2 separate regions of the Homo sapiens genome follow, and region 2 is linked to region 1. A link is a loop called in an ENCODE intact Hi-C map of the cell type or tissue named here. Cell type or tissue: psoas muscle. All regions are shown on one strand. Each heading gives the region's core, and the rest is flanking DNA. Links, peaks and the distances in the headings are about the cores only.

Region 1 (14,953 bases), core at 2,336-10,335:
GCTGGGCGCAGTGGCCCATGCCTGTAATCTCAGCACTTTTGGAGGCTGAGAGGGGTGGATCACGAGTGCAAGAGATTGATACCATCCTGGCCAACATGGTGAAAACCTGTCTCTACTAGAAATACAAAAATTAGCTGGGTGTGGTGGCCTGTGCCTGTAGTCCCAGCTACTCGGGAGAGTGAACCCTGGAGGTGGAGTTTGCAGTGAGCCGAGATCATGCCATTGCATTCCAGACTGAAGACAGTGAGACTCCATAAAAGCAAAAATAAAAACAAACAAAACCTCCTGGCTGACTTCAGGCATTCTAATGGGAGAGATTCCTGGCCGACCTCGGGCTGTCTAATAATGGAGACACCTAGTTGACTTCAGGCATTTTAATAGGGAAAGTCCCTGACCAACCACAGGTGGTCAAATTATAGAGACACCTGAACGATCACAGTCATTCTAATGAAAGAGACTTTAGGCTGACCCAAGGCATTCTAACAGGAGAGACTCCTTGCCTACCCAGGCAGTCTAATTATAGAGACACATGGGTGACCCCAGGAATTCTAATGGGAGAGATTCCTGGCTGAACCCAGGCATTCTAATGATAGAGACACCAGGGTGACTCCAGGCATTTTAATGGGAGATTCTCCTGGCCAATTTTGAGCATTCTAAAGGGAAGCATTTTAATGTGAGAGACTCCTGACTGAACCCAGGCAGTCTAAGGATAGAGACAGTTGCGTGACTTTAGGCATTCTAATGGAAGACACTGTGGGGGAAAGAAAGAGAGATCAGACTGTTACTGTGTCTATGTAGAAAGAAGAAGGCGTAAGAAACTCCATTTTGTTCTGTACTAAGAAAAATTCTTCTTTCTTGAGATGCTGTTAATCTGTAACCCTAGCCCCAACCATGTGCTCACAGAAACATGTGCTGTGTTGACTCAAGGTTTAATGGATTTAGGGCTGTGCAGGATGTGCTTTGTTAAAAATGTGTTTGCAGGAAGTATGCTTGGTAAAAGTCATCGCCATTCTCCAGTCTCGAGCACCCAGGGACAAAATTGAGCAGTTTAATTGTAGAGACATCTGGGCAACTCAGGCATTTTAATAAAGGAGACTCCCAGCTTGCCCCCGGCAGTCTAATGATGAAGACACCTTGTTGACCCCAGGCATTCTAATGGGAGAGACCCAGCTGACCCCAGGCAGTCTAAAAATAGAGACACTCAGGTAACACCAGGCATTTTAATGGGAAAGACATCTGGCCGACAACAGGCAGGCTAATTTTAGAGACTCTTGGGTTGCCCCAGACATTCTAATAAGAGAGACTCTCAGCTGAACCATGGCAGTCTAATGATAGAGACACCTGGGCGACCCAGACGTCTTAATAGGATAGAATCCCAGACGACTCCAGGCATTCTAACAATAGATACATTTTGGCGAATCCATACATTCTAATATGAGAGATTCCCGGCAGACACAAGGCATCCTCTCAGGAGAGAATCCTGCCTGATCCCAGGCAGTCTAATTATAGAGACAACTGGGTGACCCCAGGCATTCTAATGGGAAAGACTCCTGGCCAACCCCAGGTGGTTTAATGATAGAGACACTTGGGCAACCCCACATTCTAATGGAAGAGACTCCTGATCCACCCCAGCATTCTAATGAGAGATAACTTTTGCCTACTGCAGGCACTCTCAGGTTAGAGTCACCTGGGCAAACAAGCATTCTACTGGCAGAGACTCCTCGATGACCAAATACACTCTAATTATAAAGACACCTGGGTGACCCCAGGCATTCTACTGGGAGACAGTCCTGGCCTACCTCAGGCAGTCTAATAATAGAGACTCCTGGGCGACCCCAGGCATTCTAACGGGAGAAACTCCCACTGACTTCTGCCAGTTTAATTATAGAGACACATGGGAGACCCAAGGCATTTTAATGGAAAGAATTCCAGCTGACACCAGATAGTTCAATAATAGAGACACATGGGTGATCCCAAGCATTCTAATGGGAGAGACTGGTGGCCAAACCCGGACAGTCTAATGATAGAGACACCTGGGCGACTCCAGACATTTTAATGGGAAAGACTCCTGGCTGAACACAGGCAGTCTAAAAATAGATACTTGGGCAACTTCAGACATTCTAATAGGAGAGATTCCCGGCTGATGCCAGGCCATCTAATGATAGAGACACCTGGATGAACCCAGGAATTCTAAAGAGAGAGACTTTCCAGCCGATTCCATAAAGTCTAATGATAGGGACACCAGGGCAACCCCGCATTCTAATAGGAGAGACTCCTGACCCACTTTGGGCATTCTAATGGAAGAGACCCTGGCTGACTGCAGGCAGTCTAAGGTTAGAGTCACCCGGGGGACCACAGACATTCTAATGGTAGAGACTCTTGGCTGACCAAAGTCATTCTAATTATAGAGAAACCTGGGCGACTGCAGGCATTGTATTGGGAGACATTCCCAGCTGAACCGAGGGAGTCTAAAAATAGCGACATCTGGGTGACCCAGGCATGCTAATGTAAGATACACATGGCCGGTTTTAGCCAGACTAATAATAGAGAAACCTGGCCAACCACAGACATTTTAAGGGGAGAGACTCCATGCCAACCATAGGCATTCTAATGATAGAGACACCTGGACGACATAAGGCATTTTGATAAGAGAAACTTCCAATGGACACTAGGCAATCTCATGAGAGACACTCCTGGCTGACACCAGGCACTTTAAAGATAGAGACACCTGGGCCGCTCCAGGCATTCTCTTAGAGACTCCTGGATGATCCCAGGCAGTCTAATTATAGAGACGCCTGGGCGAACCCAGGCGTTTTAATTGGAGATAATTTCGGCTGACCCAAGGCAGTCTAATGATAAAGACACCTACAGGAACTCAGGCATTCTAAGAAGACTCCCTGTCAACCACAGGCTTTCTACTGTGGAGACTCCCAGCCTACCCCAGGCAGTCAAAAAATAGAGACAGTCGGGCAACACCAGGCATTTTAATGGGAAAGGCACCTAGCTGACACCATGTCGTCTAATTATAGAGGCACTTGGGTGACCCCAAGCACTCTAATAAGACAGACTTTTGGCTGACTCCTGGCAGTCTAATGATGATAGAGGCACCTGGGTGACCCCAGGTATCTTAATAGGAGAGAATTCTGGCCAAACCCAGGCATTCTAATAATAGAGACATCTTGGCAAACCCAGGCATTCTAATATGAGAGACTCTCGGCTGACCCAAGGCACTCTTTTGGGAGAGACTCCTGGCTGACCCCAGGCAGTCTAATTATAGAGACACCTGGGTGACCCCAGGCATTCTAATGGAAGAGATTCCCAGCCAACCCCAGGCAGTTTAATGATAGAGATACCTGGGCGACCCCACATTCTAATGAAAGAGACTACTGACCCACCCTAGGCATTCTAATGAGACAGACTTTTGGCCAACTCCAGGCACTCTCAAGTGAGAGTCACCTGGGTAAACACAGGTATTATAATGGCAGAGAGTCCTTGCTGATGAAATGCACTCTAATTATAAAGACACCTGGGTAACCTCAGGCATTCTATTAGGAGACAGTCCTGGCCTACCCCAGGAAGTCTAATAATAGAGAATCCTTGGTGATGCCAGGCATTCTAACGGGAGGAACTCTTGCCAACTTCTGTCAGTCTAATTATAAAGACACATGGACGACCTGAGACATTTTAATGATACAGATTTCTGGTCAACACCAGGCAGTCTAATGAAGAGACACCTGAGCGACCCCAAGCATTTTAATGGGAGAGACTTGCAGCTGAACCCAGGCAGTCTAATAATAGAAACACCTGGGTGACCCCAGGCTTTTTACTGGGCAAGACTCCCAGCCGACCCCAGACATTCTAATGATAGATACACGTTATCGACCCCAGGCATTCTAATGTGAGAGACATTTGGCTGACCCCAGGCATTTTAATGAGAAAGATACCTGAGCCACCCGAGGAATTCTAATCAGAAAGACTCCTGGCAGACATGAGGTATTCTAATGATAGAAATACCTGGGCGACCTCAGGCATTCTAATAATGGAGATCCTAGGAGACCCCATGCATTTTAATTGGAGAGACTCCTGGCTGATCACAGGCAGTCTAATGATAGAGGTACCTGGGTGACCACAAGCATTGTAATGGGAGAGACTCACGGCTGACCCCAGACATTCTACTGATAGAGACTTATGGACAACTGCAGGCATTCTAATGGGAGAGACTGCTGACTGACCCCAGGCAGTCTAATGGCAGAGGCAACTGGGTGAAAGAACATACTAATAAGAGATTCCTGACCCACAGCAGGCACTCTAATCAGAGACACCCCCTGGCCGACCACAGGCAGTCAAAGGATAAAGTCTCCTGGGCGACCACTGGCATTCTAATGGCAGAGACCCCTGGTGGACTCCAGGATGTCTAATGTTAGAGAAAACTGAACAGCCTTAGGAAATCTAATGGGAGAGACACCTGGTCAACCCCACACAGTCTACTGATAAAGGCACCTGGGCGGCCCAAGGCATTCTAATGGGAGAGACTCCCACAGGAACCAGGCATTCTAATTATAGAGACACATGGGCGAACCCAGGCATTCTAAGGGGAGAGACTCCTTGCAGACCCCAGGCAGTCTAAGGATAGAAACAAGTGTCCGAATTCAGGCAGTCTAAGGGTAGAGACACCCGGCGACACCAGGTATTCTCATGGGAGAGACTCCTGGCTTACGCCAGGCAGCCTAATGATAAAGACACTTTGGCGACCCCGGGAATTTTAATGGGAGGAACTCCCAGCCAACCCAAGGCAGTCTAATGAAAGAGACAATTTTGATATCCCGGGCATTCTAACGGGAGCAAATCCTGGCCAAACGCAGGCAGTCTAATGATAGAGGCACCTGGGTGATGCCAGGCATTCTAATGAGAGAGACTCACGGCCGAATCCAGGCAGTCTAATGATAGAGACAACTGGGCCACCCTAGGCATTCTAATGAAAAAGACTCCTGGCTGACCTGAAACATTCCAATGGGAGAGACTCCTGGCCAACCCCAGACAGTCTAATGATGGAGACAACAGGGCGATTCCAGGTGTTCCAACAAAAGAGACTGCCTGCCGACTGCAGGCAGCTTAATGATAGAGACACCTAGGTGACCCCAGGCATTCTAATAAAAGAGACTCCCCACCGATTCCAGGCATTCTAATCATAGAAACACCTGGGTGACAGCAGGCATTCTAATGGGAGATACTCCCAGCCAAACCCCAGGCATTCTAGTGAAGCCTTCATCTGACCCCAGGCAGTCTAATGATAGAGACACCTTGGTGACATCAGGCATTCTAATGGGGGAGACACCCTGCTGACCCCACGCAGTCTAATGATAGAGATACTGGGGCGACCCCAGACATTGTAATGAGAGAGACTTCTTGCCAACCCAAGGCTGTCTAATGATAGACACACCTGGGTGACCCCAGGCATTCTAATGGGAGAGACTCCCGCCCAACCACAGGCAATCCAATGATAGAGACACAAGGGTGTCCCTGCATTCTAATGGAAGAGACTCCAGACCTACCCCACACATTTTGATTGAAGAGACTCCTGGTTTATGTAGGCAGTCAAAGGTTAGGTTCTCCTGGGCGACCACAGGCATTCTAATGGCAGAGACTTCTGCCAGACCAATGGCATTCTAATTATAGAAACACCTAAGTGACCCAAGGCATTCTAGTGGGAGAGGCTCCTGGCCAACACCAGGCAGTCAAATGATAGAGACACCTGGGCGAATCCAGCCATTTTAACAGGAGTGACTTTCGGCCAACCTCAGTCAGTCTAATGATAAAGACAACTGGGCGATCCCAGGCATTCTAATGGGAGATACTCCTGGCCAACCCCAGGCAATAAAATTATAGAGACATCTGGGCAACGTGATGCATCCTAATAGGGGAGACTCTCAGCCAAACTCAGGCATTCTAATTGGGGAGATTCGTGGCCAACCCCAGGCATTGTAAAAAATAAAGGCACCTTGGTGATCACAGCCATTCTAATGAAAGAGACTACCGGGCGACCCCAGGCATTCTCTTGGGAGAGACCCTTGGCTGACTCTAGGCAGTATAATTATAGAGACACCTGGGTGACCTCAAACATTCTAAGTGGAGAGATACCAGGCAAATCCCAGAAAGTGTAATCATAGAGACACCTTGGCAACCCCAGGCATTCTAATGGAAGAAACTCCAATAGACTCCAGGAATTTTAATGGGAGAGACTCATGGCCGACCCCAGGCAGTCCAAGGTTAGAGGCAACAGGGCAACCCCAGGCATTCTAATGGGAGAGATTCATGGCCTGCACCAGGCAGTCTAATGATAGACAAACTTCAGTGACCTCAGGCTTTATAATACAAGAGAATTCTGGCAGACTGCAGGCAGTCTAATGATAGAGACAGCTGAGCGACTGTAGGCATTCTAATGTGACAAAATCCCAGTCTACCCTAGGCATTCAAATGATAGAGACACCTGAGCGACCACAGGCATTCTAATGGGAGAGACTCTAGGCCTACTCCAGACATTCTACTAAGAGAGACTTTCTGCCGACTCCAGGCAGCCTAATTATAGAGAGCCCTAGGCGGCCCCAGGCATTCTAGTGAGAGAGACTCCTGTCAGATGCCAGGCAGTCTAATAATAGAGACACCAGGGCAACCCCTCGTTCTAATGGACGAGACTGCTGATCCACCCCAGGCATTCTAATAATAGAGACTTTTGGTGAACCGCAGGAACTCTCAGGTTAGAGTCACCTGACCGACCACAGGCATTTTAATGGCAGAGACTCCTCGCCGACAAAATGCACTCTATAGAGACATCAGGGCCACCCCAGGCATTTTGATGAGAGACACTCCTAGTTGACCCCAGGCAGTCTAATGAAAAAGACTCCTAGGCGACCCCAGACATTCTAATGGGAGAGACTCCCACTGCTTTCAGGCCATCTAATTATAGAGACACATGGGCAACATAAGGCATTTTAATGGAACAGACTCTTAGCCAACACCAGGCAGTCTAATGTTAGAGGCACCTGGGTGACCACAAGCATTCTAATGGGAGAGACTGGCAACCAAATCCAGGTAATGTAATGATAGAAACACCTGGGTGATCCCAGGCTTTGCACATGGAGGACTCTGGGCCGACCACAGGCAGTCAAATAATAGAGACACCTGGTGGACCCCAGGCATTTTAATGGGAGAGACTTCTGGCCAGCCCCAGGCATTCTAATGATGGATACCCTGGGAGACCCCACACATTTTAACTGGAGAGACTCCCAGCTGATTGCAGGTAGTATAAAGATGGAGACACTTGGGCAACCACAGGCATTATAATGGAAGAGACTCTTGGCTGACCTCAGGGAGTCTTATGATAGAGACATCTGGGTGACCTAGGCATTCTGATGGGAGAGACTCCTGGCTAACCCCAGACAGTCTAATAATAGAGACACCTGAGTAACCTCAGGCATTCTACAGGGAGAGACTCCCGGCTGATGCCAGGCTTTCTAATAATAGAGACACCTCAACAACCACAGGCACTGTAGTCTTATGATAACGACATCTAGGCAACCCCAGACATTCTCATGGGAAAGACTCCTGGCTGACCCCAGGTATACTAATGATAGAGACACCTGGGCCACCCCAAGCATTCTAATGGGAGAGACTCTGCGTCAACCTCATGCAGTCTTATAATACAGACACCTGGGCGACTTCAGGCATTCTAATGTGTGAGACTTTTTGTCACTTCCAGGCATTCTAATAATAAGGACATCTGGGAGACCTTAGGGATTCTGATGGGAGAGACTCCCGGTTGACACCAGGCAGTCTAATAATAAAAATATCAGGGCAACCCCACATTCAAATGGGAAAGACTTGGATCCAGCCTAGGCATTCTAATGGGAGAGACTCCTGGCCAACGGCAGGCTGTCTAAAGTTAGAGTCATCTGAACAACCACAGGCATTCTAATGGCAGAGACTCCTGTCCCTCCAAAGACATTCTAATGATAGAGACACCAGGGCAACCAAAGGCATTCTAATGTGAGAGACTCCTGGCCAAACGCAGACATTCTAATGGCAGAGAATCCTGGATGACCCCAGGTAGTATAATGATAGAGACATATGGGCAATGCCAGACATTTTAATTGGAGAAACTCCTGGCCAATTCTGTCTAATAAAGGAAAAACCTGGGTGATCCCAGGCATTCTAATGAATGAGACTCCTGGCAGACAGCAGGCATTCTAATGATAGAGACAACTGGGGGACCCAGGCATTTTAATGATAGAGACAACTGCACGACCCCACACATTATTACAAGAGAGTGCCCCAGCCGACCCCAGGCAGTCTAATGATAGAGGCACCTGGGCAACCACAGGCATTCTAATAGGAGACAATCCCTGCTGACCCCAGGCATTCTAATGGGAGATACTCTTGACTGTCTCCAGGAAGTCTAATGATAGTGACACCTATGTGATTGCAGCCATTGTTTTGTTTTTTTCTTTGTCTTTTCGTTTTTTTGATTCTGGCTCTGTCACCAGGCTGGAGTGCAGTGGCATGATCTCAGCTCATTGCAACCTCTGCCTCCCAGGTTCAAGTGATTCTCTTACCTCAGCCTCCCTAGTAGCTGGGACTACAGGCATGCACCACAACACCCAGGTAATTTTTGTATTTTTAGTAGAGATGGGGTTTCACCATGTTGGCCAGGATGGTCTCCATCTCTTGACCTCGGGATCCTCCTGGCTTGGTCTCCAAAAGTGCTGGGATTACAGGCATGAGTCACCATATCCAGCCAACTGCAGTCATTCTTATGGGGCAAACACTTGGCTGAACCCAGGTTTTCTAAAGATACAAACCCATGGGCAACACCAAGCATTCTAATGGAATAGGCACCTGGCTGACTCCAGGCATTCTAATAATAGAGACACCTGGGCGAACTCAGACGTTTTAATGGGAGAGACTTCTGGCTGATCACAGGTATTCTGATAATAGAGAAAACTGGGCAACCCCTGGCATTCTAATGAAAGAGACAACCACTGAACCCAGGCAGTCTAATGACAGAGACACTCGGGAGATCCCAGGTGTACTAATGGGAGAGACTCCCAGCTGACCACAGGCAGTCTAATAATAGAGTCACCTGGGCAACATCAGACGTTCTAATTAAAGAGACAACTGGCCAACCCCTGGCAGTCTACTGATAGAGACACCAGGGCAACACTATGCATTCTAATGGGAGAGATTTCTGGCCAAGCACAAGTAGTCTAATTCTGGAGACACCTGGGTGACCCCAGACATTTTAATGGAAGAGACTCCTGGCCGAATTCAGGCCGTCTAATAATCGGGACACCTATCAACTACAGGCATTTTAATGGAAGAAACTCATTGCGGAACCCAGGCATTCTAAAGGGAGAGACTACTGGCTGAACCCAGGCAGTCTAATGATAAAGACATCTTGGTGACACCAGGCATTCTAATGAGAGAGGTTCCTGGTTGAACCCAGGCTGTCTAATGGTAGAGACACCAGGGCGACCCCAGGCATTTTAATCGGAAAGACTCCAAGGCAACCACAGGCATTATAATAGAGACACCCAGGTGATCTCAAACACTCTAATAAGTGAGACTTCCATCTGACCTCAGGCATTTTAATGAAAGAGGCTCCACTCAACCACAGGCATTCTAATGAGAGAGACTCTCAGCAAACCCCAGGCATGCTAATGTGAGAGACACCCAGCCAAACACATGCATTCTAATTGGAGAGACTCCTGGGCAACCCTAGACAATCTAATGATAGAAACACCTGTGCAACCCCAGACATTCTAATGGGAGAGACCCCTCCCTGGTTGGCCCCAGGCAGTCTAATGATAGAGACACCTGGGCAACATTTCTGGGTTCTTTGAGGCCTATGGTTAAAAAAGCTAACTGTGAAAATGCTTTGTGATGTGTGGAATAATCTCACAGAGACAAAACTTTTTTTTTTAATTTAAAAGGTTAACACTCTTTTTGAAGAATCTATGAAAAAACATTTCTGAGTGCATGGAGGCCAATAGTGAAAAACAAAATTTCTTGTGCTAATAACTAGAAACAAGCAATCTGTGAAAATGCTTTGCCATGTGTGAATTAGAGTTAAACCTTCGTTTTGATTCACAGGTGGGAAAGACTCTTCTGTAGACTCTATGAGGGGTCATTACTCAGGTCATGGAGGCCTACAGTAAAAAATAAAATCTCCTGTGATAAAAACTAGAGACAAGTTATCAGTGAATATGATTTGAGATACGTAGATTCAACTCACGGAGGGGAACGTGTGTTTTAATTCACCAGATTGGAAATACTGTTCTTGTAGGATCTATGAAGGCACATTTCTGAACCCATTGAGTCCTTTAGTAAAAAACTGAATATCCCCTGATAAAAACTAGAAACAAGCTATCTGTAAAAATGCTTTGCCATGTATGGATTCATCTAAAAGTCTTAAACCATTGTTTTGATTCACCTGGTTGGAAACACTCTTTTTGTAGAATCTACAAAGGGACATTTCTGAGCTCATTGAGGCCCATAGGATTTTGTGTTTTGATTCATGAGGTTGGAAACACTTTGCAATCAAATCCACAAAAAAAAATTTCTGAGCAAATTCAGGCCTATAGTGAAAAAATGAATATGAATATTTCATGATTAAAAACCAGTAATGAGCTATTAGTGAAAATTATTTGGGATATGTGGATTCATCTAAAAGACTTAAACCATTGTTTTGATTCACCTGGTTGGAAATGCTCTTTTTGTAGAATCTATGAAGGAATATTTCTGAGCCCATTGAGGCCCATAGTGAAAAACAGAATACCTGCGATAAAAACTAGAAATAAGCTACCTGTGAAAATGCTTTACGATGTGTGAAATCATCTCACAGAGTCAAACCTTTTTTTGATTCAAAAAGTTGGAAACACTTTTTTGTGGATTCTACTAAGGGACAATCCTGAGCCCGTGGAGGGCTATAGTGAAAAACCAAATATCCCATGATATAAACTAGAAACAAGCTATCTGTGAAAAGGATTTGTGTGTAGATTCATTTCACAGAGTTAAACCTTCGTTTTGATTCAACAAGTTAGAAACACTTTTTGTAGAACCCATGAAGGGACATTATTGAGGTCATAAATGCCTATAGTAAAAAACAAAATATTTTGTGATAAAAACTAGAAACAAAATATCTGTGAATATGCTTTCAGACGTGTGGATTCATCTCAATGAATAAAACCTGTGTTTTGACTTATCTGGTTGGAAACACTCTTTTTGTAGAATCTACAAAGGGACAATTTCTTACCGCATTGAGGACTATAGGAAAAAAATCAAATATTCTGCTACACAATCTCTAAACAAGCTATCTGTGAAAATGCTTGGTGACGTGTGGATTAATCTCACAGAGTTAAACCTCTTTCTTGATTCAACCAGTTGGAACCACGATGAAAACTAAAAACAAGGTATCTGGGAAAATACTTTCTGATGTGCATTCATCTCACCGAATGGAACTCATGTTTTGATTCACCAGGCTTGAAACACTCTTTTTGTAGAATCTACAAAGGGACATTTCTAAGCACATTGAAGCCTATTAAAAAACCCAAATGTCCTGCAATAAAAACTAGAAACAAGATATCTGCCAAACTGCTTTGTGATGTGCAAGTTCATCACACCGAATGGAACCGGTGTTTTAATTCAACAGATTAGAAGCACTCTTTTTGTAGACTCTATGAAGAAACATTTCTGAGCCCATTTTGGCCTATAGTGAAAAACTGAATGTCTTGTGATAAACACTAGAAACAAGCCCTCTGTGAAAATGCTTTCTGAAGTGTGGATTTATTTCAAGGAATGGAACTTGTATTTTTATTCATCAGGTTGGAAACATGCTTCCTGTGGAATGTAAGAGAAAATATTTCTGAGCCAATTGAGGCCAATATTGAAAAACTGAATTTCTTATGATAAAAAGTGGAAACAAGCTATCTGTGAAAATGAATTCTGATGCATCAATTAATCTCACAGACTTAAACCTTTCTTTTAATTCAACAGTTTGGAAACATTCTTCCTATAGAATCCATGAGGAAATATTTCTGAACCCATTGAGGCCTATACAGAAAAACTGAATATCCCATGATAAAAACTAGAAACAAGCTGTCTGTGAAAATGCTTTTCCATATATATATTATTCTCACAGATTTAAGCCACTTTTGGATTCACTAGGTTGGAAACACTCTTCTTGTAGAATCTATGAAGGGACATTTCTGAACCCATGAAGGCCTATAGTGAAAACCTGAATACCCATGGCAAAAACTAAAAATATACTACCTCTGAATATGCTTTGTGGTGTGCATATTCATCTCACAGAGCTTAAGCTCTTTTTTGATTCAACATGTTGGCTACACTTTTTTTTGTAGAATATAGGAAGGGACATTTCTGAGCCCACTAAGGACAAGAGTGAAAATCTTAATACTCCATATGGAAAACTAGGAAGAAACTCTCTCTGTGAAAATGTTTCATGATGTGAGCATTCATCTCACAGATTGGCTCCTGTGTTTTGAATAACGACATTGGAACCAGTTTTTTATAGAAAACACAAAGGAGAATTTCTAAGAAGATTGAGGCCAAGAGTAAAAAACTGAATATCACACAATAAAAAAGAGAAACAAGCTATTTGTAAAAATGCTTTGTGATGCATGGATTTATCTAAAAGAGTTAAACCATGGTTTTGATTCACCAGATTGGAAACACTTTTTTTGTAGGATCAATGAAGGGACATTTTTGAGACCATTGATGCCAGTACTGAAAAACAGAATATTTTGCAATGAAAACTAGAAACAAATTATTGGTGAAAATACTTTCTGATGTGTAGATTCATGTCACTGAATGGAACCTGTGTTTTGATTCATCAGGCTGGAAACACTTTTATTGTACACTCTATAAAGGGACATTTCTGAGCGCAATGAGGCCTACAGGAAAATCCAAATATCCTGTGATGAAAAGTGGGAACAAGCTATCTGCAAAAATACTTTTTGATGTGTGCATTTACCTCACCAAGTCACACTGTTATTTTTATTCACCAGATTGGAAACCCTTTTTTTGTAGAATTCACGAAGGGATATTTCTGAGTCCTTTGAGGCCTACAGTGAAAAACTGAATATTCCTCATTAAAAATTAGAAACAAGCTAACTGTAAAAATGTTTTGCCATGTGCAGATCCATCTCACAGTGTTGAACCTTTGTTTTAATTCAACAGTTAGTAAACACTTTTTCTGTAGAATCTGTGAAAAAATATTTCTGAGTCTATTGAGGCCTACAATATAAAACCGAATATGCCATGATAAAAACTAGAAACAAGATATCTGTGAAAATGTTTTGTGATGTGTAAATGCATCTCACCAAATGGAACCTGAGTTTGGATTTACCAAATTAGAAGTCCTCTTCTTGTAGAATCTACAAAGGGACATTTCTGAGTTCGTTGAGGCCTATTGTGAAAAACCAAATATCCCCGGATAAAAACTAGAAACAAGCTACGTGTGAAAACCCTTTCTGATTTGTAGATTCATCTCACAGAGTTAAACCTTCGCTTTGATTCAAGGGGTTAAAAACACTCTTTCTCTGGAAACAACAAAGTGACATTCCTTAACCCACTGAGGCCTGTAGTGAGAAACTGAATATCACAAAATAGAAACTAGGAAGAAGCTATCTGTGAAAATGCTTTGTGATGTGTAAATTCATCTCACAGCGTTAAACCTTTGTTTTAATTCAACCTGTTAAAAATACTCTTATTGTCGAAACTAGGCGGGGACATTTCTCAGCTGATTGAGGTCTATTGTGATAAATCAAATATCCCATGATAGAAACTAGAAACAAAATATCCATGAAAACGCTTATTGATGTGTGGATTTATTTCACAGAGTTAAACTTTTTTTTCAACAGGTTGGAAGCCCTCTTTATAGAAGCTACAAAGGGACATTTCTGAGCCCATTGATGCCAATAGTAAAAAACTGAAAGTCTTGTGATAAAAACAAGAAATAAGCTATTTGTGAAAATGCTATGCAAAGTTGGGATTCATCTCACAGAGTTAAACCTTTGTGTTTACTGAAAACCTTGAAAATACTCTTTTTGTAGAATTTACAAAGGGACATTTCTGAACCCATTGAAGCTTAGAGTGAAAAACAGAATATCCCGAGATGAAAACTGTTATTAAACTATCTGTGAAAATGTTTTGCAATATGTGGATTCATCTCAGGAAGATAAATGTTTGTTTTGGTTCAAAATGTTGGAAACACTTCTTTGGTAGAATCTAAAATGGGACATTTCTGAACACTTTAAAGTATATAGTGAAAGACAAAATATTTTGTGATGAAAACCAAAAATAAGCTATGTGTGAAAATGCTTTGTGATGTATGAATTCATCTCACTGAATGAGACCTGTGTTTTGATTCACCAGGTTGGAAACACTCTTTTTGTAGAATCTATGAAGAGACATTTCTGAGCCCATTGAGGCTTATAGTGAAAAACCGAATATCTGATAAAAAAAAAAAAAAACTAGAAACAAGCTATCTGTGAAAATGATTTGTTATGTGTAGATTCATCTCATCGAGTGGAAACTGTATTTTGATTCACCAGGTCGTTAACACTATTTCTGTGGAAATGAAGAAGAAACATTTCTTAGCCCATAAAGGCATGTAGTGAAAAACTGAATTTCCCATGATAAAAACCAGTAACAAGCTACCTGTAAAATGCTTTGAAATGTGTGGATTTATGTCACAGATTTAAAACTTTTTTCATTCAACAGGCTGCAAAAACTCTTTTTGCAGAATCTATGAAAAAAAAACATTTCTAAGCCCATTTAGGCCTACAGTTAAAAAAAAAAGTCCGCAAATAAAAACTACAAACAACCTGTCTGTGAAAATATTTTGCAATGTGTGGATTTATCTCACAGACTTAAACCT
Region 2 (14,953 bases), core at 3,250-11,249, 73 kb before region 1:
TTCTAATGGGAGAGAAACCTGGCCAACCCATGGCATTATAATGGCAGAGACTCCGGGACAATCACAGGGAGTCTAACAATAAAGACACTTGGGCAACCCCAGGCATTTTAATGGGAGAGATTCCTGGCCAACCCCAGTCAGTCTAATGATAGAGTCACCAGGGCAACTGCAGCCATTCTAATGAGAAAGATTCCTGGTCGACTCTAGGCCATTTAATGATAGAGACTTATGGGCGACCTCAGGCATTCTAGTAGTAGAGAGTCCCGGCTGACCCCAGGCATTCTCATGGGAGAGACTCCTGGATGAACCCAAGGATTCCAATGATAGATAAACCTGGTCCAACCGAGGCAGTCAAATGATAAAGACACCTGGGCAATGCCAGGCATTCTAATGGGAGAGACTCCTGGCCTAGCCCAGCCATTCTAATGATAGAGAAAAGTGGGTGACCCCAAGCATTTTAATGATAGAGACACCTTAGTGACCCCAGGCCTTCTAATGTGAGAGACTCCTGGCCAACCCAGGAATTCTAATGAAAGAGACTGCTGGCTGACTCTAGGCATTCTAATGATAGAGACACCTGGGCGATTCCAGGCAATCTAGTGATAGAGACACTTCACAACAGCAGGCATTCTAATGGAGAGAATCCTGGCTGACCCCAGGCAGTCTAATGAGAGACAGCTGGGAGACCCCAGGCATTCTAACAGCAGAGACTCCCAGTCGACCACAGGCATTCAAATGTAAGAGACTCCTGGCTGAAGAAAGCAGTCTAGGGATAGAGACAACTGGGTGTCCACAGGCATTTTAGTGAGAGAGAATTTTGGCCGATGCCAGGCAGTCTAACTATAGAGACACCTGGGTGACCCCAGGCATTCTAATGGGAGAGATTTCCGGCTGACCCCGGGGAGTGTAATGACAGAGACACCTGGGTGACTGCAGGAATTCTAATGGGAGAGACACCCGGCTGACCACAGGCAGTCTATTGATAGAGACTACTGGGCAAACACAGGCATTCTAAAGGAAGATATTCCCCTCTGACCTCAGGCATTTCAATGGGAGAGACTCCGGTCCAACCCCAGGCAGTCTATTGATAAATACACCTGGGTGACCCAAGGCATTCTAATAGAGATTCCTGGCTGACCACAGACAGTCTAATGAGAGAGACAGCTGAGTGACCCAAGACATACTAATGGGAGAGACTCCTGGCCAACCCCTAGCATTCTAATGACAGTGATACCTGGGAGACTGCAGGCATCCTAATGGGAAAGTCTCCTGGCTGACCAAAGGCTGCCTAATTAAAGAGACATCTGGGAGACCAAAGGCATTCTAATAGGAGAGACTTTCAGCCGACCAAAGGCATTGTACTGGGAGAGACTTCTGGCTGAAACAAGCATGCATAGAGACACCTGGGGGACCCCAGGCATAGTAATGGGTGAGATTCCTGGCTGACCCCTGGAAGTCTAATTATAAAAAACCTGGGTGACTTCAGGTATTCTAATGGGAGAGACTTCTCGCTGATCCCAGGCATTCTAATGAGATACCCCTCATCAATTTCCATTACTTTAAGGGTAGAGACTCCTGGGTAATCCCAGGCATTCTAATATGAGAGACTCCCAGCCAACACCAGACAGTCTAATAATAGGGACACCTAAGCAACCCCTGGCATTCTAATGGGAGAGTCTCTCATCCGACCCCAGGCAGTCTTATAATAGAGACACCTGGGCGACCACATGCATTCTAATGGGAGAGACTCCTGGTCCCCCTGAGGCATTGTAATGAAAGGGACACCTGGGCGACCCCAGACACTCAAATGGGAGAGACTCCCAGCTGACACTAGGAATTCTAATGAGAGAGACTCCTGGCCTACCCCACGTGGTCAAATGTTAAAAACAGCTGGGAGCAACAACAGGCATTATAATAGGAGGGACTCCCGGCAAACTCCAGTGAATCTAGCGAGAGAGACTTTTCTCTGACCCCATGCAGTCTAAGGATAAATACTCCTGGATGACTCCAGGCATTTTATTAAGAAAGACTCCTGGCCAAGTCCAGGCAGTCTAAGGATAGAGACATCTGGGTGATCTCAGGCATTCTAATGAGAGAGACTTCTGGCCAACGCCAGGGAGTCTAATTATATAGACTCCTGGGCGACCTTAGGCATTCTAATAGAAGAGACTTGTGGCCAACCCTAGGCAGTGTGATGATAGAGACACCTGGGCAACCCCAGGCATTCTAATAGGAAAGACTCCTGGACAACCCCAGGCATCCTAATGATAGAGACACCTGTGCTACCCCAGGCAGTCTAATGATAGAGACACCTGGCCAACTGAGGCATTTTAATAAAAGACTCCTGCCCGAACCCAGGCAGTCTAATGATAAAGAAACTTGGGTGACCCCAGGCATTCTAATATGCTGGGGTCTGTCCTGCAGACCCTGACTCAACAACGAATAAATAACATACACTGACACAGATCTTATGCTTGTCAGTCCTGCCAAATGTCTGGGCCATTTACGGACTCCAAGGAGAGTCCTGTCAGCCACAGCCCCGACTCATTGGCCCTCCCAGCATTTATTTAGCACACATTCAATGACAGAAGTCCCAAGTAAACACCACTAGAAGGTAATTACTGTTGCTGAGCCACAGAGTAGAGAGCAATCATGCACCCGCGGATGGTCAGAGGTTAGTTTTAGAACCATATGAGTAAACAAGCTATTTAGATAAACTACTCTACATTCCTATGTTAGTTACCCTTGCTATAGTTCAAAGAGGATTAGGCCATCTTCAGCAAAGCTATCTGAAGCTATGCAAACCCCCCTGGCCTTCCAAGAAGGTTTATGTTTTATAATTTTCCCACCTATCCTGACTGAAACCCTGCATCTCCCCCTTTTCTGTTTTCTGCATTAGGTCTTTTTGATTGGAGAATGCAGATGTATGCAGCAACAGGTTTGTAAGGCATGGCAGCCATTGCTTTTATTCCGGCTTTGCATCCTAGAATTAGCAAATCACATAATGTAATCATGATTATAATTAGCAACATTATTTTCCAGTCAAAGAGTGACCCATAGTGTTACTTGGCATCTCAGTTCACTCTATGCCATCAATGAGGAACCCCACCGGGAGAATGTTAATTTCTTTTAGCCAAGCAGTCTCACTGTTAGAAGCTCTGAAGGGGGTGTTTGTTAAGTAACAGGGCATAAAAAAGGGTGGATTTCAGAGATGAGCTTAATAGAGTGTAGCAAGTACTGGTTGCAGGCAGAGTGAGAGAATTAAAAAGGAATAAATTATTTGGCTTAGCCTTATGCCTCTTCAGCATAATGTCTGGGGCCTGCATCATCCATGGAAGCTGCATCGTCTGGGGCTGCAGGTCCTGTAGGGTCTTTTTTAGACTGGCTCGGGTTTTTTCTTCTTTCCATCATTTGATGAGGACGTAGTCTCCAGGCTCGTGCTAGTGTACTGGAAATTCTAGGGGTGGTGCCTGTGCTAAGAGACCTTTTATAATCTTTGTTAAAGAGCAGGTTAGTGCTTTAAGAAAAACCTGTTGTGCTTTATTTTGAAGTCTGGTTTACAAAAAAACTGGACGATACCTTTTTTAACTTTAGCCAATATGTTTCTGTCTGATCTCAGAAGCTAAGCCAGGCAATTTTCTCCATTTCTGGTACTGGGTTGTGTCCTAGCCACACCATGGTATGGTTTAATGCATTGTGCTGGAATCCAAAGAGGACCTGAGGGTGTGGAAAAACAAGCATACCCTCTTCCCCACGTTAACAATTCATTTGGACCATACCATTCGTTTCTGTTTACATCTTCCCATAAAACTGCAGGTTTTATGTCTTCTGAGGTTATTGCAAAGTGCTTTTCTGCAGCTGATTGAACTTTGTCATCTAAATTTTAAAACTTAAGAGTAAATAAGACTTGTGCCAATAACATTACAAGAACTTTACCCATACTCCCTCTTTTCTGTTTTTTGAGCATATTTTTAATGATGGAGTGGGCACGTTCTACTATGGCTTGTCCATATATGGGATGCGTGTGGAATATTGGATATTCCATGTGTGACAAAATTGTTGAAATTGTGAGCTGGCATAAGCTGGACCATTATCAGTTTTAATTTTGGTGGGCAGTCCCATAAATGCAAAAGTTAAAATATGTTTAATGACATATCGAGTTGACTTTCCAGGCAGAGCATGTGCACTAATTAAGTGAGTGTTGGGGTTCTAGTCCTCAAAAGTTAATACCTGTGGAAGGAGGGGATGTGCTTGTGAGCTGACAATCCAGGCATTGCAGGATAATTTGTTTAGCCAGTCTCTGGGTAAGTTGAAATTGTTTAGATAAATTTCTCCAATTTTGGTGGAAAAATTGATGCGATTTGGTGGCTTGGTCAAGCAGTGATGTCATGACTTCTGGATCAACTTGTTAATTTTCTTTTTCTTTTTTTTTTTTTTTTGAGACAGAGTCTTGCTCTGTCACCCACGCTGGAGTGCAGTGGCACTATCCCAGCTCACTGCAAGCCCCACCTCCCGGGTTCATGCCATTCTCCTGCCTCAGCCTCCCGAGTAGCTGGGACTACAGGCATCCGCCACCGTGCCCAGCTAATTTTTTTTGTATTATTATTATTATTTTTTTCTTAGTAGAGATGGGGTTTCACCATGGTCTCGATCTCCTGACCTCGTGATCCGCCTGCTTCGGCCTCCCAAAGTGCTGGGATTACAGGCGTGATTCACCACGCCTGGCCAACTTGTTCATTTTCATAAGTCAATGGGCCAGGAAGAGAGCTGTGGGCTCCAATGCATGTGATAAAAATAGGATGTGTACTTAGATCTAGTAATTGCTGAAGTTGAAGAAAAAGAGCACACAGGATGGGCTCAAGATTGGATTTAATTAAGGCTGTTTTAAGGTTCTGCAATAAATAAACAAAGTAAGCTGAGTCACTCACTATATTGATAGGCTGAGTGGAAAAAGTTTCCAAGACCAGTATCAGGGCCCCATTTCAGCTCTCTGAGTGCTAGTAAGCCCAGATTGAGTGACTGAATGATGTGGTCTCCACCAGACTGTCACTTTTCCATGTTTACAGGAACCATCAGTAAATAGTGTTAAAGCATTAGGTATGGGGGAGTAAACTATTTTTGTGGGCAAGATTACTGGCATATGAGATAAGAAATGAAGAAGTTTATTAGCAGGAAGTTCATGCTCTATTTGTCCTGTGTAATCAGAGAAAGCTATTTGCAGATATATTGATAAGCGCAATACTGCTTCAAATTGCTTTTTACTTAAAGGAATCCTGATGATATCAGGATCATAACCTAGCAGCTGATTGCATCGTTTGCAGCCTGAATAGATGACTTTAGTAATGAACTGAATATAGGGAGATAGCGTTTTAGTCCCGGTATGTGAGCAAAAAACCCATTCTAGGAAGTGTGGCCTGGGGGCTATTTGCCCTATTAACCCTGTAGGGGAGTGTTTGGTGGGAAAGATAAACAATTTAATTGAATAAGGTGAATCAATGCGATTTAGCTGCCTCTGAGAGGTGGCTTGCTCTATTTCCTCGATTTCCCTTTCTGCTGCAGGGGTTAAATATCTGGGAGAATCCAGGGCTGGATTGCCCTTTAAGATAGAAAACAGGTTGTATAGCTTATCAGTAGGAATTCCCGAAGTGGGTTGAAGCCATTTAATATCTCTCAGTAATTTTTGATAATCATTTAAGGTATGTAAGTTGCTGGTATTTAATTTAAACTTCTGAGGTTTTACTCACCAGGCAGTTAGTATGTACCCAACATATTTCCAAGGAGAAGAAATCTGTACTTTCCCAGGTGCAATGATTAGACCTCTTAGCTGTGTATTCTTTATGACAGAGGAATATAAATTTAAAATATTGGCTCCTTTGGAGCTTCTAGTAGAATATCATCCACAAAATGAATATTTGTGCAATCAGGAAATTCTTTTCTACTTGGGAGCAAAGCTTGATTTACATGATACTGACACGTGGTGGGACTGTTTAGCATTCCTTGAGGAAGGATTTTCCAATGAAATCAACAAGCTGACTTTTCGTTATTGATAGCTGGTATTGTAAACGCAATTTTTTCTCTGTCCTGCTAGGGGAATCATATAAAAGAATGTCTTATGTCAATAACAATTATAGGCAATCTTGAGGAATTGCCCTGGGCGAAAGGAGCCCCTGCTGAAGGGGTCCCACAGGTTGCAAATTGGCATTAATAGCACGTAGGTCATGAAAAAGTTACCATTTCCCAGACTTTTGGGGAATGATGAAAATGGGTGAATTCTAAGGGCTGCTAGATAATTCAACATGCCCAGCTTTCAATTGCTCTCCAACTAATTCATGGGCCCTCTGTAATTTCTCTCATTCAGAGGTTACAGTTTTATTTTAATTAGATGTGGAGAGAGTCACGCTAGGGGCAAGCAAGAGATAACAGTGGCTATTATCAGAAAGAGGTCTTTTAAATTCTTAAATTTTACTTAAATCTTAGCAGAGAATTATAATTTGGGACGTCTCTGTATACAATAAACACATGAAATTTTGTCGTGGGCCGCCTGCGGAGCTGTAGAGCTGAGCGGGCAGGTCCGGGGGCAGCGGCTGCGATGTGCTTGCTCAGGCCCTGCCGCTTCTTGTCTGCACCGCTTCTTTCTGCGTGTGCCGCTCCCTCCTCCCGCCACCGGGTGGCTGCTGCAGGTTGGGTGAGCCTTCCCGCGCACACCTTCTGCCCCTCAGTAGCAGGCCGCTCTGGTGCACTGGACCTGGCTTTTCGTCAACACAGCTGCTACGCAGGCCAAGTTTTGGGGAGCATTTGCTGGCAGTGTTTGCTTTCTATTTACTGCATGCTTGACCGCAGCACTCTGGCCTCTAATGCTTTTTCTTAACCCTTTAGGTACCTGATTGCCTTGCTGACCTTGCATTACCAGGCAGGCTAAAAGCTCCCCTTCTAATGCCGCTTGATTAGACAGGGTCTCATAGGTGTAGCGTGTCTCCTGTCCTTTTTCCTATCTCTTGGAGGAGGTGGCTCAGGAAAAACCCCGTTTCCTTTTTGTTATTCTGGCCCGGTGATATATCCGGGCTGAAGGAAAAGGAGGTGGTAACGCAGGTTACGGTTCCTCCTTCCCCTTTTTAGGCTCTTCTGTGTATAATGGAGCCTGGTCCAGCCTAATTACAGCCCATAGCGCTAGAGGTGTTACTGGGACTCATTGCCCTTGTGCATAATGCTGTTTAAGATTTCTCCCCACTTGTTCCGAGAGCTTTATGTCTAGCGTGCCTTTTTCTGGGAACCATAGGCTTTGGCTTATAACAGTTTGCATTAGGTCATTTAATTGAGCCTGCAAAACTGAGGCTCCACTAGCCTTAAGCAGCTGTTTCAACACTTTTATGTACTGTTTCTGTTGAGCTGATAACTGTTGTCTCATGATGAAACCTCAGCCTGAACAATCTCCCCTGAACTTGGAGATCCTGAGTGGGCACCAATGACTTACTGATTGCTCGCTGATGACAAGGTTCCTTTTTCACCTTCGTTTTCAGGGTGTCCATCGCGCTTCCTTCACTGCCTTGATCATGTCGGGGTCACCACCTGCGGGGGTTTGTCCTGCAGACCCTGACTCAACGACGGATGAATAATGTACACTGACACAGATCTTATGCTTGTCAGTCCTGCTGAGCATCCAGGCCACTTACAGACTCCAAGAAGAGTCCTGTCAGCCACGGCTCTGACTTGTTGGCCCTCCCGGCATTTATTTAGCACACATTTAATGACAGAAGTCTCAGGTAAACACCACTAGAAGGTAATTATTGTTGCTGAACCCCCGAGTAGAGAGCAATCATGCACCAGTGGATGATCAGAGGTTAGTTTTAGGACCACATAAGTAAACAAGCTATTTAGGTTAACTACTCTATGTTCCTATATTAATTACCCTTGCTATAGTTCAAAGAGGATTAGGCCACCTTCAGACAAAGTATTTGAAGCTATACAAAACCCCCTGGCCTTCCAAGAATGTTTGTGTTTTATAGTTTTCCCCAGCATCTTGACTGAACCCCTACACTAATGGGAGAGGCTCTGGGACAAACCCTGGCATTCTGTTGGTAGAAACAACTGGGCAAACCCAAGCATTTTAATGATAGAGACAACTGGGCGACCACAGGCATTCTAATGTGAGAGACTCCTGGCCAACCCCAGGCATTCTAATGGAGAGACTCCTGGCTGACCACAGGCAGTCTAATGATAGAGAAACCTGGGCAACCCAGGCATTCTAATGGGAGAGACTCCTGGGTGACCCCAGGCAGTCTAATAAAGTGAAACATGGGCTTAACTAAACATTCTAATGGGAGAGACTCCCAGCCGACTAAAGGCATTCTAACGGGAGAGACTCCTTGCCGACCCAAGCAGTCTATGGATAGAGACATCTTGGCAACCCCAGGCATTCAAATGGGAGAGATTCCAGGCCAACCCCAGCAGTCTAATAATAGAGCCACACGAGTGACAGCAGGCATTCTAATGGGAGAGACTCCTGGCTGAATCCAGGCAGTCTAATGATAGAGGCACCTGGGCAACCCCAGGCATTCTAATGAAAGAGACTCCTGGCTGAACATTCTAGTGGGAGAGACTCCTGGCCAACCCCAGGCAGTCTCAGAGAAACTTGGGCGACTCCAGGCATTCTAATGGGAAAGACTCCAGGCCAACCCCGGCAGTCTAATGATAGAGACACCTGGACAACCCCAGGTATTCTAATGGGAGAGACTCCCAGCCGACCCCAGGCATTCAAATGGGAGAGACTCCTGGCCAACCCCAGGCAGTCTAATGGTAAAGACATCCAGATGATCCCAGGCATTCTAATAGGAGAAACTACCAGCCAACCAGAGGCCGTCTAATGATAGAGACACCTCGGTGAGACCAGACATTCTAATGTGAGAGTCTTCTAGCTGACCCCAGGCATTCTAATAATAGTGACACCTGGGAGAACACAGCCTTCCTATTGGGAGAGACTCCAACTCAACCCCAGGCATTCTCTTGGGAGAGACTTCTTGCTGATTGCAAGCAGTCTAATTATTGAGACACATGGGCAACCCCAGGCATTCTAATGGGAGAGAACCCTGGCTGACTGCAGGCAATCTAATGATGGAGACACTGGGAGGCCACAGGCATTCTTATTGGAAACACCCGTGGTTGAGCCCAGGCATTCTAATGATAGAGACACCTGGGGGACTCCACGCATTTTAAAAGGAGAAACTCCCAGGTTACCCAACACATTCTATTGGGAGGGACCCCTGATGAACCCCAGGCATTTTAAAGGGAGAGACCCTGGCTGACCCAAGACATTCTAATGGGAGATACCCCTGATGGAACCTAGGCAGTCTAAGAGTAGAGACATCTGGGCAACAACAGACATTCTAATGAAAGAGACTCCTGGCTGAATCTAGGCAGTCTAAGGATAAAGAAACCTGGGGTAGCCATGGGTTTTTTTTTTTTTTTTGAGACTCATGGCTGACCCCAGGCAGGCTGTCTAATTATAGAGACACATGGGAGACCTCAGCCATTCTAATGGGAGACACTCCCAGCTGACCCCAGGCAGTCTAATGATAGAGACACCTGGGCGACCCAAGGCATTCTAATGTGAGAAACTTCCAGTCGACCAGGTAGTCTGGTGATATAGACACCTGGGTGATTCCAGACAATCTAATGGGATAAACTTTTGGCAAAACCCAGACATTCTAATGGGAAAGATTGCCGGCGGATCCCAGATATTCTAATGGAAAAGCCTCCTGGCCGAACTCAGGCAGTCTAATGATAGAGACACCTAAGTGACCCCAGGCATTCTAATGGGAGAGACTCCCATCTGACCTCAGGCAGTCTTATGATTGAGACACCTGGGCAACCACAGGCATTCTAATGGGAGAGACTCTCAGTCATCCCGAGGCATTTTAATAATAGAGACACCTGGGCGACCTGAGGCATTTTAATGATAGAAACACCTGTGCGACCCCAGGCACTCAAATGAGAAAGACTCCCAGCTGACACCAGGCATTCTAATAAGGGAGACTTTTGGCCGACCCCAGGTGGTCAAATATTAAAGACAGTTGGGCAAACCCAAGCATTCTAATGAAGAGAATATTATCTAACCCCAGGCAGTCTAATGATAGAGACACCTGGGCAACACCAGGCATTATAATGGGAGAGACTCCCAACCAACCCAAGGCAGTCTAATGATAGAGACACCTTGGTGACCGGTGACCGCAGGCATTCTAATGGGAGCGACTGCTTGCCAACCCCATGCAGTCTAATTAAAGTGACAAGTTGGTGACCCCATGCATTTTAATGGAAGAGACTACTACTGGTCGTCCCAAGGTATTGTAATGACAGAGACACCTGGGTGACCCCAGGCATTTCAATGATAGAGACTCCTGTGGACCCCAGGCACTCAGATGGGAGTTATTCTTGGCTGACACCAGGCATTCTAATGAGAGAGACCCCCAGCCGACCACAGGCATCCTAAAGATAGAGACACCTGGGTGACACCAGGCATTTTAATGGAAGAGACTCCCAAACAACCCCAGACAGTATAATGACAGACTCACCTAGGCAGCCCCAGGCATTCTAATAGGAGAGACTCGAGGCCAAACCTTGGCATTCAAATGATAGAGACAAGTGGGTGGCTCCAATCATTTTCAGGATAAAGACACCTGAGTGACCATAGGAATTCTAATGTGAGAGGCTCCTGGCCAACCTCTGGCATTCTAATGGAGAGACAACTGGCTAAGCATAGGCAGTCTAATGATAGAGATACCTGGGTGATCCCAGGCATTCTAATGGGAGAGACCCCTGGCCGACCCCAGTCAGTCTAATTAAATAGACACCTGGGTGACCCCAGGCATTAAAATAAGAGAGACTCCTACCCAATCTCAGACATTCTAATGGGGGAGACTTCTGGCAGTTTATTGATAGAGACACCTGGGCGACCTCAGGCATTCTAATAAGAGAGATTCCTGGCCGACCCCAGACGGTCTATGCATAGGGACACCTGGGCGATTCCAGGCATTATAATGGGAGAGTCTTACGGTTGACCCCAGGCAGTCTATGGATAGAGACAACTGGGCGATTGCAGGCATTCTAATGCAAGAGACTCTCTGCCAACCCGAGGCATTCTAATGATAGAGAAACCTGGGAGACCCCAGGCATTGTAATTATTTAGGCACCAGTGAGACCCCAGGCATTCTAATGGGAGAGAATTTTGGTTGACATCAGACATTCTAATGAGAGACTCCTGTCTGATGCCAGGCAGTCTAACAATAGAGACACGTGGGCAACCCAGGTATTCTAATGGGAGAGACTTCCAGTCATCCCTAGACAGTCTAATGATAGAGAAACTGGGAGACCCAGACATTTTAATGGGAGAGACTCCTGGCCAACCCAAGCAGTCTATGGATAGAGACTTGGGTGACAACAGGCATTCTAATGAGAGAGATTTCTGGCCCACCCCAGGCATTCTAATGATAGAGACAAGTGGGCAACCCCAAGCATTTCAATGATAGAGACACCTGGGCAACCACAGGTATTCTAATGTTACAGACTCAGGGCTAACCTCAGACATTCTAATGGAGAGATTCCTGGCTAAGCACAGGCAGTCTAATGATAGACATACCTGGACTACCACAGGCATTTTAATAGGAGAGACTCCTGGCCGACTAAACGCAGTCTAATTAAAGTGACAAATGGGCAACTCCTGGCATTCTAATGGGAGAGACTCCTGGCCAACTGCATGCAGTTTTATTAAAAAGACACCTGGGCGACCCCAGGCATTCAAATAAGAGAGAATCCTAGCTGACCCAAGGCATTCTAATGGGAGACACTCCTGGCTGACCCAAGCAGTCTGTTGATAGAGACACCTGGGTGACTGGAGGCATTCTAATGGGAGAGATTCCTGGCTGACCTCACACAGTCTAATTATAGAGAAACTTGGGTGACCCCAGGCATTCTAATGGGAGAGACTAATGGCCGCAGTGGCTGGCATGAAATTAACCAACCCTGGGTTTAGTATAGCTTAAACTTTCATTTATTGCTAGGCTGACCCCAGGCAGTCTAATGATAGAGACAAATAGGCAACCGCAGGCATTTCAGTGAAAGAGACTCCTGGATGACCACAGACAGTCTAATGATAGAGGCATCTGGGTGACCCTAGGCATTGTAATGAGAAAGACGCCTGGACGACCTCAGGCAGTATAATTAAAGACCCCTGGGTGCCACCAGGCATTCTAATAGGAGAGTCTTTCGGCTGACCGAAAGCATTCTATTGGGAGTGACTCCTGTTTGACTCCAAGCAGTCTATGCATACAGACCACCTAAGCGACCCCAGGCATTCTAATGAAATACATACCTGGCCGAACCCAGACAGTCTAATTATAGAGACACTTTGGCGACCCCAGGCATTCTAATGAAAGAGACTTTCATCTGACATCTGAAAGTCTAAGGATAGAGACTCCTGGGCGACCCCAGGCATTCTAATGGGAGAGAGCCCTGGTCGAACCCAGGAAGCTCAATTATACAGACTCCTGGGCGACCACAAGCATTCTAATAGGAGAGACTCTCAGCCCACCCCAGGCAGTCTAAAAATAGAGGTACTTGGGCCACCCAAGTCATTCTAATGGAGGAGACTCCCCAACGACCCCAGGCAATCTAATGTTAGAGACACTAATGAAAGATACTCCCAGACAACACCAGTCAGTGTGATGAAAGAGACACTTGGGTGACCCCAGGTGTTCTTATGGGAAAGACTCTCAGACCACCGCAGGCATTCTAGTGATAGGGATACCTGTGCAACCCCAGGCAGTCTAATGATAGAGACACCTGGGAAACCCCAGGCAGTCTAAATAAGAGACACCTAAGCGACCCCACGCTTTCTAATAAAAGAGACTCCCAGGCGACCCAAGGCATTTTAATCAGACTCCTGGCCAAACCCTGACAATCTAATGATGGGGACAAGTGGGCCACCCCAATCATTTTAATGATAGAGACACCTGAGTGACCCCAGACATTCTAATGTGAGAGACTCCTGGCAAGCTCCAGCGATTCTAATGGGAGAAACTCTTGTCTGGCTTCAGGCAGTCTAAGGATAGGGAAATTTGGGTGACTGTAGGCATTCTAATATGAGACTCCCAGCCGAACCCAGGCAGTCTAATAATAGAGACACTTGGGGGACCTCAGGAATTTTAATGGGAGAAACTTTTGGCTGACCACATGCAGTCTAATGATAGAAAACCCTGGGTGGCCCCAGGCATTCTAATGTGAGAGACTTTTGGCCAACCACAGGCAGTCTAATTGAAGTGAAAGGTGGGTGGCCCCAGGCATGCTAATGGGAGAGACTCCTGGCTGAACCCAGGGAGTCCATTGATAGGGACCTCTGGGTGACCACACACACTCTAATAATAACGACTCTTGGACGACCCCAGGCAGTCTAATTAAAATGACCACTGGGTGACCTGAGGCATTCTAGTAGGAGAGACTTAGCCGGCCCAAGGCATTCTAATGGAAGTGACTCGTGGCCTACACCAGGCAATCTATGCATAGAGACACCTAAGGGACCCCAGGCATTCTAATGGGATAGATTCCTGGCCAGCCCTAGGAAATCTAATAATAGAGACACCTGGGCGATTGCAGGCATTCTAATGCGGGAGACTCTTGGCAGACATGAGGCTTTCTAATGATAGGGACACATGGGCAACCCAGGCATTGCAATGATAGAGACACCTGTGAGAACCCAGGCACTCTAATGGGAGAAACTTTCCGTTGACACCAGGCATTCGATTGAGAGAGACTCCTGTCTGACACCAGGCAGTCTAATGAGAGAGAAACCTGGGAGAGACTCTTGGCTGACCCAAGCAGTCTATGGGTAGAGACACATGGGTGACCCCAAGCACTCTAATGGGGAAGATTTCTAGCTGACTCCAGGCAGTCTAATGATAGAAACACCTGGGCAACCCCAGGCATTCTAATAAGAGATACTCCTGTGTGACCCCAGGCAGTATTATGATAGAGACACCTGGTGACCGAAGGCATTCTAATAAGAGAGACTACCGATCGTCCCGAGGTATTGTAATTATAGAGACACCTGGGTGACCCCAGGCATTGTAATGATAGAGACATCTGTGTGACCCCAGGTATTCAAATGGGAGAGACTCTTGACTGACACCAGGCATTCTAATGAGAGAGACTCCAGGAAGATCCAGGCAGTCTAATGATAAATATACCTGGGCGAACCCAGCCATTCTAATTGGAGAGACTTCTGGCTACCTCAGTCATTCTAAGGTGAGAGACTATTATTCGACTTCAGGCAGTCTAGGGATAGACTCCTGGTCCAATCCAGGCATTCTAATGTGAGATACTCCTGGCAGTACCTAGGCAGTCTAATGATAGAGACACTTGGTCTACCCCAGGCATTTTAATGGGAGAGACTCCTTCCTGACCCCAGTCAGTCTAATTATACAGACTCCTGGGACACCCCAGGCATTCTAATGAAAGAGACTCCCAACCAACCCCAGGCAGTGTGATGATAAAGACACTTGGGCTACTCTAGGCATTCTAATGAGAGAGACTCCCAAAAGACTTTAGGCATTCTAATAATAGAGACACCTCTGTGACCCCAGGCAGTCTAATGATAGAGAGAACTGGGCAACCACAGTCATTCTTATGGGAGAGACCTCCAGCCAACCACAGGCATTCTAATGATAGAGGCACCTGGATGAAACTAGGTATTTTAATGGGAGAGACACCCAAGCCAACACCAGACAGAATAATGATAGAGACACCTGGGCGACCTCAGGCATTCTAATGGGAGACACTCCAGGCTGAACCCTGGCATGCTAATGATAGGGGCACGTGGGTGGCCCCAAGCATTTTAATAATAGAGACACTTGGGTGACCACGGGCATTCTAATGTGAGAGACTCCTGGCTAAACTCAGGCATTCTAAT

What was found. Peaks named below come from ENCODE experiments on the same cell type or tissue, not always from the same donor. Only the 100,000 strongest peaks of a DNase experiment are listed, where the experiment ranks them.
Region 2: it touches region 1 in a loop (2.1-fold over the local background); 8 of 110 quality-filtered maps call a loop at or near these places.

The regions. Positions count from the first base shown.
Region 1 is chr19:27,664,593-27,679,545 of GRCh38, reverse strand. No RefSeq gene overlaps it. Among named protein-coding and RNA genes, the nearest start is that of LINC02987, 120 kb to the left of the region's middle. In psoas muscle, for the core only: no CTCF peak of the experiment used is centred there; a DNase peak (open chromatin) is centred at 6,605; H3K27ac peaks cover 1,071 bases.
Region 2 is chr19:27,738,905-27,753,857 of GRCh38, reverse strand. No RefSeq gene overlaps it. Among named protein-coding and RNA genes, the nearest start is that of LINC02987, 47 kb to the left of the region's middle. In psoas muscle, for the core only: a CTCF peak has its summit at 6,669; a DNase peak (open chromatin) is centred at 6,667; H3K4me3 peaks cover 499 bases.